Linked DNA regions of Mus musculus: region 1 is linked to region 2. A link is a loop called in an ENCODE intact Hi-C map of the cell type or tissue named here. Cell type or tissue: left cerebral cortex. All regions are shown on one strand. Each heading gives the region's core, and the rest is flanking DNA. Links, peaks and the distances in the headings are about the cores only. Region 1 has its middle 16 kb from the start of Gm33743. Region 2 has its middle 82 kb from the start of Gm41316.

Region 1 (8,348 bases), core at 165-8,164, 240 kb after region 2:
AATCCTAGAAAGAGTTCCCAGGGAAAGATCCGGGGGGGGGGGGGTTGAGGAGGCGAGGGGGGGAGAGATAGAGAGATAGAGAGAGGGAAAGAGAGAGAGAGAGATGAAAATCTGACTTCAATGAGTATGAAACTAATAACTGATTCAATAAATGAATAATAATTACTAATGCATAGTCCTGGAACTGTTTATCAACAGAGATAATTTAAAAATCATATATATTGACTATATCTCTTGCAACTGCATACTTTTAAGAGAATATGTATATAATTAAGAAGTATAACATGTTTTTACTGACATTGTGTTTTTATTTATTCCCTCAAGAAATATTTTTATACCACTTTTTATGTGCTTGGGTATAAAAAACACAAAATTAAGAGAGCTCACTGCTCTTATTAAAAGCCAAAGTTTATTAGTAGAAGTGAATAACTACAATTAAAGGGATTTCCACTCATGTTAAAAATAGAACAAGGCGCTACCTGACTACACAGGAGTTGCTGGAAGAAATAGATTTAAATAAACACCCAAGTCTAAAAAACAAAACAAAACAAAAAATAAAGTTCTTTTACATAATCATTTAAGACTCATTAGAACAAGGTCTCTGAAAACATACTTTATAACCTATTCAAAAAAAGTTTTATATGCCAAAGTTTTAGAAATTTACTTTTCTGTGTGTGTGTGTGTGTGTGTGTGTGTGTGTGTGTATGCATGAGCAGGTGAGATATATGTGCATGGATGTGGAAGCCAAATTTTAATCTCAGCTGTCATTTCTCATATGTCATCCACATTGGTTTGGGACAGGGTCTTTCACTATCCTTTAGCTTACTAAGTAGTATAGCTAGGCTGGCCAGTGTCGCACAGAGATCCTCCTGTTTCTGTCTTCCTGCTCTGGGATTATAAACATACAACAATATCATACTCAACTTTTAAAAATATAGTTTCTAGAGGATCAAACCTCAGGTCTTTGTGCTTGTAAGGGAAGACATTTACTAAGTAATCTATAGCTCCAGTCCTTCGGAATCTTTTCAAGGGTGTTTCTTTCCATTAATGCATTGTGAAAATTGCCAGATGCTGCCTTTAAGGATACTGCATTTTTCTGTCTTCTCAGCATCCATGTGCTTTATATTCTTTAATTACAGTGAACTTCCCCATGCCCCCCACCTCCTCATCCCCATCAGCTGCAGATTTCCATTCATTTTCATGGACAGCTAGCAATTATTCTTGTTCTTCCCTATACCTGATTCTGAACCAGGCAGGAACCCCAGTGACACAATAAAGACATCAACCTACCCACAAAACTTTCAACCCAAAATGTATCCTGTCTACAAGAAATGCAGGCACAGGGGATGGAGCAGAAACTGAGGGAATGGCCAACCAATAACCAGTCTGTATTAGTCAGGGTTCTCTAGAGTCACAAAACTTATGGAATGTTTCTCTATATTGAGGGAATTTATTGTGATGACTTACAGTCTGTAGTCCAACTAACCCAACAATGGTCAGCTGTGAATTGGAAGTCCAAGAATCTAGTACTTGTTCAGTCCCATGAGGCTAGTTGTTTCAGTGGAATCCTAAGGTAGGTTCCAACAGATGTGCTAGCTAGTAAGTGCAAGAAGGCAAAGAACAGTGATTCTTCCTTCTTCCAGTGTCCTTATGTAGGCCTTCAGCCAGAAGGTGTGTCCAGATTAAAGGTTTGTACCACCACTCCTAGATCTTGGAATTGCTTGTCACAGTATGACCTTGAACTCAGAGATCTTGCTTCAGGAATGAAGACATGTACTACCTTGCCTCAGCCTAAGCTTTTCATGGCCACTATGCTTCAAAATTTCCATGCCAAGTTTCTAGTCAGAAACTTGTGTCTTTCAGCCTCAATATCTGGATCATAGGTGAGCCTTCCAATTCTGGATTGTAGCTCATCCCAAATATACTCAAGTTGACAACCAGGACAGGGGCTGTGTGCAGGCTATGAGCAGGCTGTAAAGTGAATAAGTAAAAAATAATAATTAATTAAAAATACTGTCTTGATTAATAATTGAGGGAGTCACATCTTCCTTTTCTTATATAGTCATTGACTCCCTATTGAATTAAAATTAATTCCAAAATGCCTGTGAAATTATATGAAGCTAGCACTTTAGCTTCAAAAATAACAGGTTTCTGTCCTTTGACATATTTCACACTTTTGAAAATGAACGCATCTATTTCCCTTTGTCTTCCAGTAAAACTGCAGGTTACAATTTCTTCCTTGTTGTAACTTCTAAAATTGTCAGCCTAACAACACAAAGCACTCCTCAAACTTATAATGTCAAAGAGAAAATAGAAAGCTTTATTCTTGAATCCAACTGAAGATATTTGTGTCCAAATCATTTGCCACTTAGACAGCAAGCCAAACCAAATGTCTTAGTTGTTCCTGCACAAACATCATGACCAAGAAGCAGTTGGGGAGGAAAGGGTTTATTCAGCTTACACTTCCATACTGCTGTTCATTACCAAGGAAATCAGGACCGGAACTCAAACAGGTCAGAAAGCAGGAGCTGATGCAGAGGCCATGGAGGGATTTATTACTGACTTGCTTCCCCTGGCTGGCTCAGCCTGATCTCTTATAGAACCAAGACTACCAGCCCAGAGATGGCACACCCACAAGGGGACCTCCCCCCTTGATCACTAATTGAGAAAATGCCTTACAGCTGGATATCATGGAGGCATTTCCTCAACTGAAGCTCCTTTCTCTGTAATAACTCCAGCCTGTGTCAAGTTGACACAAAACTAGCCAGTACACCAAGTTTCACTGTAGAAATGAGCAACTGTAAAACATTTTTCTTTTGTAGTTATATCAAATAAATAAAGAACTGTATTAACATGGGCATTGGTTTATTTCAAACATGATTGGAGTAATTTGGGAGCTTGACTCTTCTGTCTAGAGAAAGCAAAATTTCCCAAATAAAACCTAACTTACTACCATGGCTTGACTTTTGTGTAATATTTATTCAAACCAGGTATAAATTATATATCAAATCCAGACCTTCTCTACTATTCAGGAGTTTATGGGTAATAAGTTATCAGATGGCTCCTTCAGTCTCTGTTAATGACAGCAAGAACCAATGCTGATTTAATAATCCCCTTCATGCCTTTCAGAAAGCAGTCATGATGTGGTCAGTTCTCAAATGTGTGCCCTCTTTGGCAGCACTCAAACAATCGTCTATGATGGAACAATGCCATGGGACTCTCAGCCTTCTGCATTTGTACTCAGACACGGAGTACCAGGCAGGTGAATGATAGATCAAAGACAGGACTATGCTCCATTCTCTATGCCTTCTCCAGCTCAACAACTTCTTTGAGCTTATCATCCTTAAAAGTACCAAGAAAATAAGAAAATCCTGCACTGGCAAATATGTTTTGATGATTATATGGGTCAAAATACTACCTAGGTTAACATCAAGAAATATTGAGTCTTTTTATTTTTGTGTCTTGTAACAAGGTTCTGGAAAGTTTTCTGCCAGCAATATGTATATATGTAAATATATATATTCCCTGCTTTATTTTCTATTTCTGCTAGAAAAGTCTGGGTAAGGAAGCTTTTCTATGACTCACATGCAGGACATTATGTTGCTAAGTATATTTTGGACACTGACAGAAGTGAGCTGAATATTTAAGTACTCCCCAAAGTCAATGCATGATTTAGGAAATTATGTATATTAGAATGCTATGCTGCAATATGATACATTAGGCCCCAGTGAAGCTGTGGTTCCTAATTCAGACGGTTTCAAGTTTCTCTGCTTAAATTTTATTATAGTGTAGATCATCGATATCAAGTGAATCAGGCCAACCATGGAACTGTTGCTAATAAGAGAAAAACATTTTAATGTATCAAGAAACCACTCTGTGAGGTTTTACACAAAACACATCTCCTACTTCAGAGACACTTGCTGGAGTTTTTATTAATTTATGTTTACCAAGGGCTTTTGCAAGCACCTTTGTTTCCAGGCTCTGAAGGTTTGTGATAACAGCATCAAACTGAACTTTCCACTGCAGAAATGGTTTAACTGGAGAAGGAGGCTCCACTTTACCACATTAGGATTGAAAGGTGATAATTTGGTTTGCAACCCCTTGTAGAGGATATTTTACTCTCAAACTAGCCAAGGTATGTAACAGAACCTTTTTGCAAACACTTTTCTGTTTTCTTCCTAATTAAAAATGCTGCCTCCCAAACCTCCTGCTTCTTACTCACAGAGCCAAAAAGAATCAACACCTCCACTCCTTCCAAGCTATTTGTTCTGCTAGTTCTGCTAGAACTTTGGCTTAAAAGCGTTTCATACTAGAACTTACTATAATTCTTTTTCTGTAGTACAGTCTTGGCTTCCTTGTCACATGTATACTCAGTACATTGCTTTTTATTAATTGCACTTCTTCATTGACAATTTCATACAAGTATCTAACACATCCTGACTACACTTGCCCCTGCCTTTCTTACACACTCCTACCCTGTCAACCCTTCCTTCCTCCACGCACATTCTTTCCCTGTGTTCATGTCTATTTGTTTTTATAATTTAAATTACATTTTTTATTCATGGGAGTGAGGAGAAACATGCGTGCCCTTTAGCCCATATAGAAAGCAGAGGGAAACTTGTGAGAGATAGTTCTCTCCTTCTGCCATGTGGATACCCAGTGATAGAAATTGGTGAGCCTTGGCAGCAAGTGCCTTTATGCACAGAGAAATCTAATTATCCTATATTTTTGTTTTGTGATCCACTGGGTTTAACCAGAACCATTTGTGTAACCAAGGGTTTGGAATGATCCAGTTGTTCCTAGTAGGCTCACCAGTGGGTACACAGATAAAGATAATGACTCTACTTTCCCAAGAATTAAGCAGTAGTCAATATTTCAGAAGGTAAGGGTAAGGCCTCCATCTGTGACCTGTCACCAAAAGGCTGTGAGGCTATTCCCAGTTGTCAACTTGACTATATCTGGAAGAAAATACAGTACAAAAATGGATGGCACACCTGTGACCCAGATCTTGAGGCATTTTGTTAATCTGGGCCATATCTTCTGCTGGAGGCCTACATAAGGACAATGGAAGGAAGAATTTTTCATCTATTTGCATTTACTTGCCAGCACATCTACTAGAGTCTTCCTTTCAGAATTCCAGCTTATACAGAAGACCAACTGAACCACCCAGCCTCATAGGACTAAGTAACTACTAGATTCTTGGACCTCCCATTCACAGCTGGCTACTATTGGATTAGCTGGACTACAGCCTCTAAGTCATTCAAATAAAAAATATATATATATGTATATATATATATATATGTATATATATATGTATATGTGTGTGTGTGAATATATATGAATATGAATATATATATATTCATTTCATAAGTTCTATAACTCTAGAGAGCCCTGACTAATCTAATACACTGGCCCAATTTTGTTAAAGTGTTGAAGGCCATGTGGGTACCAGTATCCCTGGTGATTTCCTGGTTACAATGGCTATTTCATACCCAAAAGATAGCATTTTCATCCCTTCTCCCTAACTTCAAGCCCTTACATTCTTCCACTGTGTTCCCAGAGTCTTAGAAGAGATGGTCCAGATATCCTGTTTATACCTATGCACACAACAATCATGCATTCTCAGCACCTTGAGCAACCATGTCATTTCTTCATTTAACACTAGTGGTTTACCGCAAAGAAAAAGCATCTCTGATATACAGTAGATACTCCTTATATTCTTAAAACATATGCCCAAAGGCATGTAACCAGTTTTTCACACACTCCAGATTAGCTATATCTTATCCCTTCTTCACTCAAACACAAAATAGTTAATCAGAATTAGCCACTCTTATGGTCACCTTAACATACTCTAAGTATTCTTGTATCACCTTAGCTCTCTAGTTGGAGGTAACCACATCGATGCATCATGTTGTATGAAGTAGAAACTTCTAGGTTCTTTGCAAAGTTAGTTATGTCAAATGATGTTTTGCTGAGGCACGCAAGTGAAAAGATACATTGATATAGAAAACATGTAAAAGGACCCATGATATAGGAGTATAAATATGACCCCACAAACAGTGGGAGACAAGAACTGAGCATTGGTTTGGTTTGCTCCACCTCACTACTCTTCTCTAATGACACACATGTATTGGTTCGCCTAAGGTAACATTGTTGAACTCAACTTGTGATAATGCCACCATTGAAAGAAACTTACCCAAGAACTCCTTGTGAAGTACCTATGGAAGCTTGGCACTCTGCAGCCTTACCTCAGGCCAGTTGGCAAGCCTTGGGGTTCCTTCAGGATTGAACTACAGCTGCTGGTTCATGTGTGGTGTCTGCCAAACTTGATAACTGGAATGCAGCTGCTGAGTCATATTTGTTGTTTGTTATAGGACTGAACTGCTGAGAAAGAAGATCAAACTCACTACCGGAGGATCCAGCAATACCTCTCCTGGGCATATATCCAGAAGATACCCCAACTGGTAAGAAGGACACATGCTCCACTATGTTCATAGCAGCCTTATTTATAATAGCCAGAAGCTGGAAAGAACCCAGATGCCCCTCAACAGAGGAATGGATACAGAAAATGTGGTACATCTACACAATGGAGTACTACTCAGCTATTAAAAAGAATGAATTTATGAAATTCCTAGCCAAATGGATGGACCTGGAGGGCATCATCCTGAGTGAGGTAACACATTCACAAAGGAACTCACACAATATGTACTCACTGATAAGTGGATATTAGCCCAAAACCTAGGATACCCAAGATATAAGATACAATTTGCTAAACACATGACACTCAAGAAAAATGAAGACTGAAGTGTGGACACTATGCCCCTCCTTAGAAGTGGGAACAAAACACCCATGGAAGGAGTTACAGAGACAAAGTATGGAGCTGAGACGAAAGGATGGACCATGTAGAGACTGCCATATCCAGGGATCCACCCCATAATCAGCACCCAAACGCTGACACCATTGCATACACTAGCAAGATTTTATCGAAAGGACCCAGATGTAGCTGTCTCTTGTGAGACTATGTCGGGGCCTAGCAAACACAGAAGTGGATGCTCACAGTCAGCTAATGGATGGATCACAGGGATCCCAATGGAGGAGCTAGAGAAAGTACCCAAGGAGCTAAAGGGATCTGCAACCCTATAGGTGGAACAACATTATGAACTAACCAGTACCCCGGAGCTCTTGACTCTAGCTGCATATATATCAAAAGATGGCCTAGTCAGCCATCACTGGAAAGAGAGGCCCATTGGACACGCAAACTTTATATGCCCCAGTATAGGGGAACGCCAGGGCCAAAAAGGGGGAGTGGGTGGGTAGGGGAGTGGGGGTGGGTGGGTATGGGGGACTTTTGGTATAGCATTGGAAATGTAAATGAGCTAAATACCTAATAAAAAATGAAAAAAAAAAAAAAAAAGAAGAAGAAGATCAAGCTCGACCACAAAGAACTATTGCTGAACAGGCCACTTCCCCCATATGCTAATAACGTTTCTCTTCCACTACCTTTGCTGGGTAATAGAATAGAGAAAAAGTTGAACCCTTATTTATTTATTTATTTATTTATTTATGTTTTTTGAGACAGGTTTTCTCTGTATAGCCCTGGCTGTCCTGGAACTCACTTTGTAGACCAGGCTGGCCTCAAACTCAGAAATCTGCCTGCCTCTGCCTCCCGAGTGCTGGGATTAAAGGCGTGTGCCACTACGCCCGGCAAGTTGAACACTTATTAAAAGTAGATTGCAAAAAAAAAATGTATGCCTGCAGTCATGTTTTCTTTTCCTAAACATCATAAGACTGTTTTAGGCATCTTTTCCTTTTGAATGTAGTTTCAGCCCAGTTGTTGCTCTGACAACCAGTTGTTCAAAAGTATAATGTGACAGGATTCGTTTCCATGACAATAAAGTCTTGTTTTCTTCATTAGGGAATTATTGCTACAATACTTGTGGGAACTGGCTTAGCTATTTTCGAGTTACATATAAATCTGGATGTGTATAGTTAACACAGTGAGAGGCAAGAGAGTCTCCTCTCAGCCATCCTTCAATAGGATAACTGTAGAGTATATTTCATACAGCTGCTCAAAACTGTCCTCATATAATATAAATCATTCTATGTAATTCAGTGAATATATAACTACATTTTTGTATAAAGTCTATGGCAGTGGTTTTCACCCTTATTAATGCTGTATCTCTTTATGTTATTAACCTCGTGCTATGGACAACATATAAACTATTTTCATTGCTACATCATAACTGTAATTTTAATACTAGTATGAATTATAAATATTTATGTTTTCCAATAGTCTTAGGTGACTCACCTTTGGTTGACTCCTCCTAACACATACACACTCACAGGTT
Region 2 (8,348 bases), core at 282-8,281:
GCCCCCCACTCCTACCCCAAAGTCCCATGGAACAGAATGAGCAAAGTAGATGCACTTTCTCAGCTGGAGAAAAGTGGCATATAGATTCTATTCCACCACCAGTGACCCCTCAACTTTTGGTTGACATTAAATTGAGCAAATGTTCCTCAGGTGGCAGTCCGTACTCTCTGCTCACTACTAAAAAAGAGATGGCTAGCCCAGATACATTAAAAACTGTCTCCATCTGACCCATTTCATGATATTTCCTTTTTAAAGACAATGCCCTTTTTCACTGCCAACTGGAATTTCATAAGCTTTGTGGCTGGCTTTTCAGTCCAAGCTATCATAGTGTGGCTGGTTCATCAACACAGACCTTGCCTTGTTTTATAACAGCTAGAGCAGTTATCTACTGACTTCATCCATCAGGAAATCTTCCCCAAACTGCCTAAATTCTTTTTATTTTTTCATGGTCTGAAATGGTTCCAAATATATTTTTTTTATATTAGGACTCTTCTTAAAGTATAGATGTTCTGGACATTAACAAGAAGTAATAAGAAGGTTATTAGTTATTCAAACTTAAGTGTGAATTAACTCAGCTAACAGGGAATTGACTTGTAAAATCCACTGGAAAGTAGAGACAGCAAAGCCAACATAAAAGAGATGATACTTGAACATATTGTGAGGGCATGTATCATCATTACTATTTTTTTGTTACATATAGAAAGAGCAAGTTGAATTCCCAGCAATGCAGAATTGGAGTGAAAAGGACTCCAGTTGATGAGACAGTTTGGCAGATGGAGATGTATGAATAGAGAAGTAGGCTTCACTTCATGCCCACTCAGTGAGTCATTTTCCTGATTACTGTGTTAAACCCCGCAGGTTTAACTTAAGTAAGGATATATCCTGGCTCACAGATGCAGAAGATATAAACACATTATGTGAGACAGGCGTAACAGCAGGAGTGTAGGCTGCTTGTAAAGGACACTGGTCACATTGCTGTGGCAGAGGAGAGCCACAAGCACTCAGGAAAGAATTGAAGATGGATATTATGTCCTCCAGGTATTGCACACATTTGGAAGAGTTCATAATCTCTCAAAACATCTTTATCATATGGGGAGCAGGTGTTCAAACAAATTAGCCTGTGGAGGATATTTCTTATATAAACCATAACACACATTCAATCTATTTAGGCTTCTTCTACAAGATTCGCTCTGGAGACTTTTGGTGAGACTCCTGTTCTTATTCTCAAGTCTTAGCTACTTGTAGAGCTACTGTCTACAATGCAGGACACAAATCTTCATTCTTTATTGCCACACTAACGCTAACGGGGTTTCTTCAACACTCACATTCACCAAACCACTGTTCCAGAGGCTGCTCTTCTTCCCATCTAGTGTCAAAACAGCATCAAACCGCAGCATATCTTAAGTGGGTTAGGTCCAGGAAATACCTACTGATCACAGCATGCTCACACTGATAGCCTCTTATTTCTTCATTGTTACGTGGAAAGATTTCTGTTGCATGCAATTTAAAGGAAACATATTATAAATCTTTTACATAATTATTGATTGAGCTGTATTTTTGTTGTTAGCTGTGTGAGTGAGAAAGCAAGATCAGGAGAGAAAAAAAGACAAAAGAAAAACCAAGACTGAGAAGCAGAGACAGAGAAAGAAAGGAAGACTTTACAATTCTCTTGGGTGATGTTCCTGATCTAGGAAAGAAAATGAGTCTTTGCTCACTTGCAAATCCTTCCTGAGTCCACATACTTGGCTAGCAGATTAGTTCTTGCCACTTCTCCTCCTTTTGTTGCTTCAGGTAATGTGGGACATCAGAATTCAATATTGGTGGAAAGGCTGTCCAGGGATGTCTTATTCAGCATTCCAATGTACGTTTCTAATGGTTACAAGGAAATGACATAATCACTTCATGGGGGGTTTTACCTTACCTGCATTGCTGCTCCTGGATATTTCCCAGCAGTGTACTAAGACACCTCTAAAACACATCAAACTCCAAAGAGTCTGAGTGTTTTTATCCTTAGCAGGAAAAAAAAACAAAACAAAACAAGGTTTCATCTTAGAATGTTTTGTTGAGGAGAACAGTGCTGGTGTTGTTTGTCTGTTTGTTTTTAGACACTGCTTATCCCCTGAACAGACATCAGAGTACTTTGTGTGTAGGATAATATTGGTAAAAACAATATCCTAGGATCTATGCATAGTGGTACAGACCTATAGTATTGGAATGTGAGAGACTGGGTATGAAAGATTAAAATTTTCAGCCCAGGCTGGATAGCAAGGTAAAGTCCAACCTGGGTTACATGAGCGCTCTGCTTCAATTTAAATACATTATTTAAATCACCTAAAATATTATTGCATTTATTTATTTATTTATTTATTTATTTACATGACTGTCTGTCTGTCTGTCTGTCTGTCTGTCTGAAGACGACTTGTAGAAGTCAGTTCTTTCTTATCCATTTGGGATTGAACTTGGATTTTCAGGATTGGCAGTTTGTGGTTTTTACCTACTGAGCCATCTCACTGACATCCCATTTTATTTCTTCTTTAAAATAGCATAGAAATTTTTATTATTAAAAGTAAATGCATGAGGTTATTTTAAAGATGTAGGTAAAGTACTTCTGAATAAAATTCAACAAAATTGAGACATTGACTTTTGTGATAACCAGAGAGATGAAATATAAAAGTTCTGTCATTGGGCATTACTGTGTGTCTTTTGCCTATGTTTACACTCATCTGATGGAGAGGCACTTGTCTGTAGGATATGACAATTATCAGGAAACAGATAATTTGTGGTATGAGCACTGAAGCAACATCTCTGGATGAAACCACTCTGGATCAAAAAAAAAAAACATTTTGCAGGCTATATTCCTGATAGAAATGTATATTGAGTTTATAGAATGGTAGTGTGTGTATAGAATTGTTTAGTGTACAGAGCTATAAAACCATAAGTGGGTTTCTTCCAAGAAAATTTGGCTTCCTACGTAAGAATAAAACCTCAGGACACAGTGTCTTCAGTGCTACAAATCTGCTTTGGGTAATGTTTCTTGCCTCACTGCTGTGGTTTTCTTGGCTTCGTTCATGCCTCTTTCATGCCTGCCCAATGTTGAGGAAGCAGTGCTCATCTGATTATGACATTTACTGAATCGTAGAACCCTATGAGAGCGGACTGCTTCCAAGTCATACCAAACTCCAGTGAGCTAAAAAATAATTGTGATTCCCATAAAAGAACTCAGAAGAAGTGGGTGTAGACTTAGTTAATTATAGAAAACAGAGAATGACTCATGCCATGTTAGTTAACATCAGCAAACTCAGTAATCATAGACTAAGCCTGCCCTGCTACAGAGTTAATGAAGTAAAGCAGTATTTGTTCCTTGTCTCAACAGAAAAATGACAGCAGAGCAATATTTGCAGTCACACAAATTCCAGAGCCTTAAACCATGTTATGGAAGCTTAGCTAGACAGGATGGAATAAAAATATTACAAGTTTGCCCTCAAAGGGTATGTGCAAATGTCATGGATACTATAAAGAGAAAAATCAACATTGAAAAATTTCCAAGGAGTAGAACTGAACAGAGCCGTTAAGAAAAAGGATTTATCATGAAGGGAAAAAAATAGACAAAGACTGGCAAACCTGAAATGAATCGAATTATTCAGAAGGCAAGTGCCTTAGCCACAGTACCGTGGAACTGTGGAGCAAAGAACTATTGGTGTAGTGAGAGGCTGTGTTTCTTTAAAACCCCATTTATGTTATAGAGCTAGGCTTTCATTTTAATCTGGTGTGGAATATAAGGCTGTTTCAGATTGTCCACAGAAGCTAACTGTGATTTGTCTCGTGCTCTGGCAAAGGCATAATTCTGCCATCTGAACTCTTAGAGGGGGGCAGCTACTGCTCCCCCAGCTGCTGCTGCTGGTTCTTATTGTGGTGGTTTGTCAATTGGTCATGAGCAAAAGCAAGAGAGGGAGAAACTGAAGATATCTCGATGATGGTTAGATTTGCCCCAAGGAACATAGGGTCCTTAATCACCAAGAAGTAGTCTAAAGAGATCTATACTCTCTTTCCCTCTTAACCTTCTTTCTCACCTACATAGTGTTTAGAGGTTGAAAGGGTGAAGAAGGGTGGTAGATATAAAAACCCAATAAAGTAGCCAAAAGACCAGTTTTTATAATTAAAGTATTTTATTATTTTGAATGAGCGATGTTAAAATGTTTTATTATTTTGAGTATGTTATAGGTGTTGTATTTACATCATTTCTGCCTCCTCTTCTCCTTCTAACACCTTCTATGTCTTTTACACTCAATTTCAAATTCATAATCTTGTCTTCCTTAAATAACACAGACACACAAACTCTCTCTCTCTCCATATAATATATATGTATATATGTATGTGTGTATAAAATCATAAATATATAAATTATACAAATTATACACACATATATTCATATATCTGTAAATGAATGTATATTTCATTAGCATGGCTCTTATGTACATATGTTTAGGAATGACCACTTGGGATTGAATAACCTATCAGGAAATGCATCCCTCGAGAAAATTGATTCTCCTTCTATCAGCAACCATTGATTGCCTAGAGGTCTTCATCTAGGGATGAGGTCATTCCACTATCATAAATAGTAATTTTTTCATATTTTTCATTGATTATTTGGGTGGTGATTTCACCTCATGAACCATGAACACACACACTTCCCAGATTTTCTGGGTCTGCCCCTGAATCTTGTGACCTCAACGTCCCCACAGAAGAAGAAGGAAGAGCAGGAGGAGAAAAGAGGAGGAGGTAGCAGAGGAGGAGGTGGTGGCAGAGGAGGAAATGGAGAAGAGGAGGGGGGGACAGGGGAAGGGCAAGGGGAAGAGGAAGAGGAAGGGAAAGAGGAAGAGAAAAAGGAAAAACAAGTCTGATTTGTGTTGCTCATGTACTCACTGAAGCATGGTCAAAGCCCAGTGACCAGGCCCTTAAATAAAACTGAGTTCTTCCTGCACCCCTGCCCTAAGCCATCAATTGGCCATCAATTGTAAAGAGCTAACATACTTAATACAATTTTAAGAGTTCTCTTTTATGGCTTTATGTCTAGGCTGTTACTCTTGGTGGGGAGGGGAGAGTAGAGGCTGTCACAGAAGTCTTGTATGTCCCTCTTTCTAAACTGTGAGCCTTTTGTCATCTATACCATGACAAAAGTACTTCCTTGCCTTTTACAGTCTGCAAGAGCACAGATCATGAACTTACTCATGGTTTTTGGTGTCAGCACAGACCATGGACATCCACATAGTCTCAGGCATTAGCTTGTGTCATGGACCCCAGCATTGTATCCAGTGAAAATACAGGCAAAATGCATCAACATGGCCTCATGTGGCAGTACAGCCCATTCACATCAGCATTGCCCTTGGTGTCAGCATAGCTCATGAACATCAGTGTGGCTTGTGGAGGAAACACAGACCACAGACATCCACATGGCCTGGGTGGTAACAGGCCATGGACATAAACACAGATCCTGGCTGCAGTAGAACCACAGACCAGATATCCTCAGGATAGGAATTAGTTTGGCTCATGGTTTCAGAAGTAACACTCTATGGTCAGCTACCTCCAGTTTCTGTGGTAAGACAGAATGCTTGGGCATGGGGGTGTGATGAATTAGAATTTATGGTGTCCAGGTTTCCAGGAAGCAGCAAAAATGGAAGAAATCAGAGATAGTACATTTTAAATGTACTGTCTCCAACCACCCCTACCCTTCACCATCTCCCAATAATGCCATTGAGTTAGAAATTCATCAATGTATTAATGTGTTGATAAAACCAGACTTCTAGTGGCCTAATCACCTGTCAGAGACTGAACCCACCAGCTGAGGGTCAAGCCTTCAATGCACTAGTCTTCTTGGGGTCACTTCACACCCAAGTCATATCAAAAGCTCATCAGTCTATCATTTGTTTCCAGGAGTTTTCCAGAACTTAAAGCTTAAAGTATTCTTGAATAACTATACTGGTAAGCCAGGCTTATTTAAATTTTGCCTTCTATTCACTAATTTTGGTAGATATTGTAAAAATAGAAAAAGAAAAATAATATAGCTTCAATCACAATGGTCAGATTCAATGCAAAAAAATAAAGTTAATTAATGCTATGAGTTGATTCAAAGTGTTGTAGGTCTTCCATCTAAGTCAACAGTTTCAGTAGAAAAACATCCTGATGATTCCCATCCTGAAACAAATAAACATTCTGATGATGATTAGATAGCTAAAGGGAAGGTGACTGCGTTTTCTACACAACATCTACTATGTATGATGAAAAGAAAAATGATTCAGCAGAACTCAATGATTTTCAAACAGTTCTCAAGGGGAGGGGGGGAAAACCCTGAGATTTCACACTGACACATTTCCCATTTTCTGCAAATGTCTGAATAGGATTTAATTTTATAAACATAATTAAGTAGTTTTAAAAGTTGCACTATTATTTGCATACTAAATTTTGAAACTTTGGGAGCCAGTAACCCTAAACTTCTGGAGCTGAATTGCATACAAGGTAGAATTCTTTCATAATATTTCTTTTTCCTGGAAAGAGTTGTTGTTAAGTCACATGGATTGTTTTCTAGACTTTTTAAAAATATCATTGCAGTAATTAACATTTTAAAGTTACTACAAAACAAGAAGATGATACTATGTATTTCATTGATGCAATTAGAGTTCATAGCAATACTATGAAATAAAACTATTATCCTTATTTTGTGACAGTACTAATGAAATATGAGATAAAGCAAACTGTCCCACATAAATAATGGGGAGGTGATTGACAGCTTGTGAGTCTGGCAGCAGAGGTAAAGCTCTTGGCTGTTGCCCTTTCCTGCCCTTGAAGATATCCACAGGGCAAAACTCAGCAAATTTGGCATAGACTAATTGCCTACTACAAATCATTGTCAGTGGAGGTAACAGAATGACAACTTTCCCCTCAACCCAAAACTTGATTGACTAAAGAGCATCAGTATTTTATGAACAAACCAACTCCACTTTCAATTTCAGGAACTGACAGAGTCCTTTACCTCTTAGGCAAGCTAGTTAGAAAGATATGATTTTTATTGTATAATTTTTTCATAATTTTTCCTGATTTTGCTATTACTTGTGCCCAGAGAAAATTTTCTCTCATTGTTGCAAAGCCAAAGCAATTTTACTTTGTTCCTGGCTTAATATCTTCAAATTGGAAATTTCTTGATTAATAATAACGTAGAAATTTTATATATATCAGTCCCTCATTCACACTTTGCAGATGCTTTACAAGTCCATCTCCAGCCTTTGAAAATTACATTTTTAATAATAAAAAGAAAAGTCCATGTGTTTTATGCTGAGGGCAGTACCTTGGTTTCTCCCCATCCAGGTCCCATCATGGGCAGCTCTGGAGTTTACCTTTTCTTTTCAGCAGTTTTAACTTTATCGTCTTCTGAAATCTACTGTCTCGGGAGTCAAGAACACAAACTGCATTTCATATGCCTTACACCTCTAGTTTATCTCCTCCATTTGGATGATGTAATATTCTGACAAAATTACAGGGCTTAAATGCATTCAGCAGCTTGGGTTCAAATAGCTCATTTTCTCTAAGGCTTTTTGTCTTTTTGCATCAGAGCATCAGCAGGACATTATTATATAAACATAAACTGTTGGAGAGTGTTTTCAGATTTCAGTGACATCATTTCTATGCACCACTTAGGAGGTTCTGTTTACTTTAAAAAAAAAAATATTTTCACTTTTTTTCTCATACTCAATCACATGGTTTTAAGTACCCAGTTCAGTGTCTAAAATAGACATTAACTGTTAAATACTTTGTTATATAAAATTAAATCTTTAAAATGCTTATTTGTGAGATGGAATCTTTCCTATTCTTACCTTGGGAGGGTGAAGAGAATATTCTAAGAAATCACATAGTACTTACTTTAAATCCCACAGACCTCTCAGAAAAATCAAACTGTGATCTTTAACTTATTAATCCACTGCCAAAGATACAGAGTTTTACAAAATAAATACATTTGATAGTGATGCCATTGCAGGACTTGGGATTCATATTAGCTGAAATCTTAGTGAAATTTATAATCCTGTTTACCTAACTTTGTTCAGACCTAGTTGTAGTACTTCACCTTCAGCATCAGGTCATAATACTCGAGACCAGACCTTTTAGACACCCTGCCTATTTCTATTTGCAACTCCAGTTTATTTGACCCTTAATACAGTTGATTTCAAATTTGTTAGCCAGCCAAGAATTTCCTTAGTCCATGGTGCTTACAAAGACAACTAGAGACACCATTTGTTCCAAAAATTTGATTAAGTGTTTTATATAGTTCTTTGACTCAACAGAGAATGATACAAGTTTTC

Evidence for each region. A loop is a pair of places that touch in the nucleus more often than their neighbours do. Peaks named below come from ENCODE experiments on the same cell type or tissue, not always from the same donor. Only the 100,000 strongest peaks of a DNase experiment are listed, where the experiment ranks them.
Region 1: a loop joins it to region 2, with 9 times the contacts of the local background. A loop is called at or near these places in 2 of 42 quality-filtered maps.

The regions. Positions count from the first base shown.
Region 1 is chr15:43,344,225-43,352,572 of GRCm38, reverse strand. No RefSeq gene overlaps it. Among named protein-coding and RNA genes, the nearest start is that of Gm33743, 16 kb to the left of the region's middle. In left cerebral cortex, for the core only: no CTCF peak of the experiment used is centred there; DNase peaks (open chromatin) are centred at 3,250, 3,622 and 4,239; H3K27ac peaks cover 337 bases.
Region 2 is chr15:43,580,744-43,589,091 of GRCm38, reverse strand. No RefSeq gene overlaps it. Among named protein-coding and RNA genes, the nearest start is that of Gm41316, 82 kb to the right of the region's middle. In left cerebral cortex, for the core only: no CTCF peak of the experiment used is centred there; DNase peaks (open chromatin) are centred at 868, 1,725, 3,167, 3,616 and 1 more place; H3K27ac peaks cover 2,726 bases.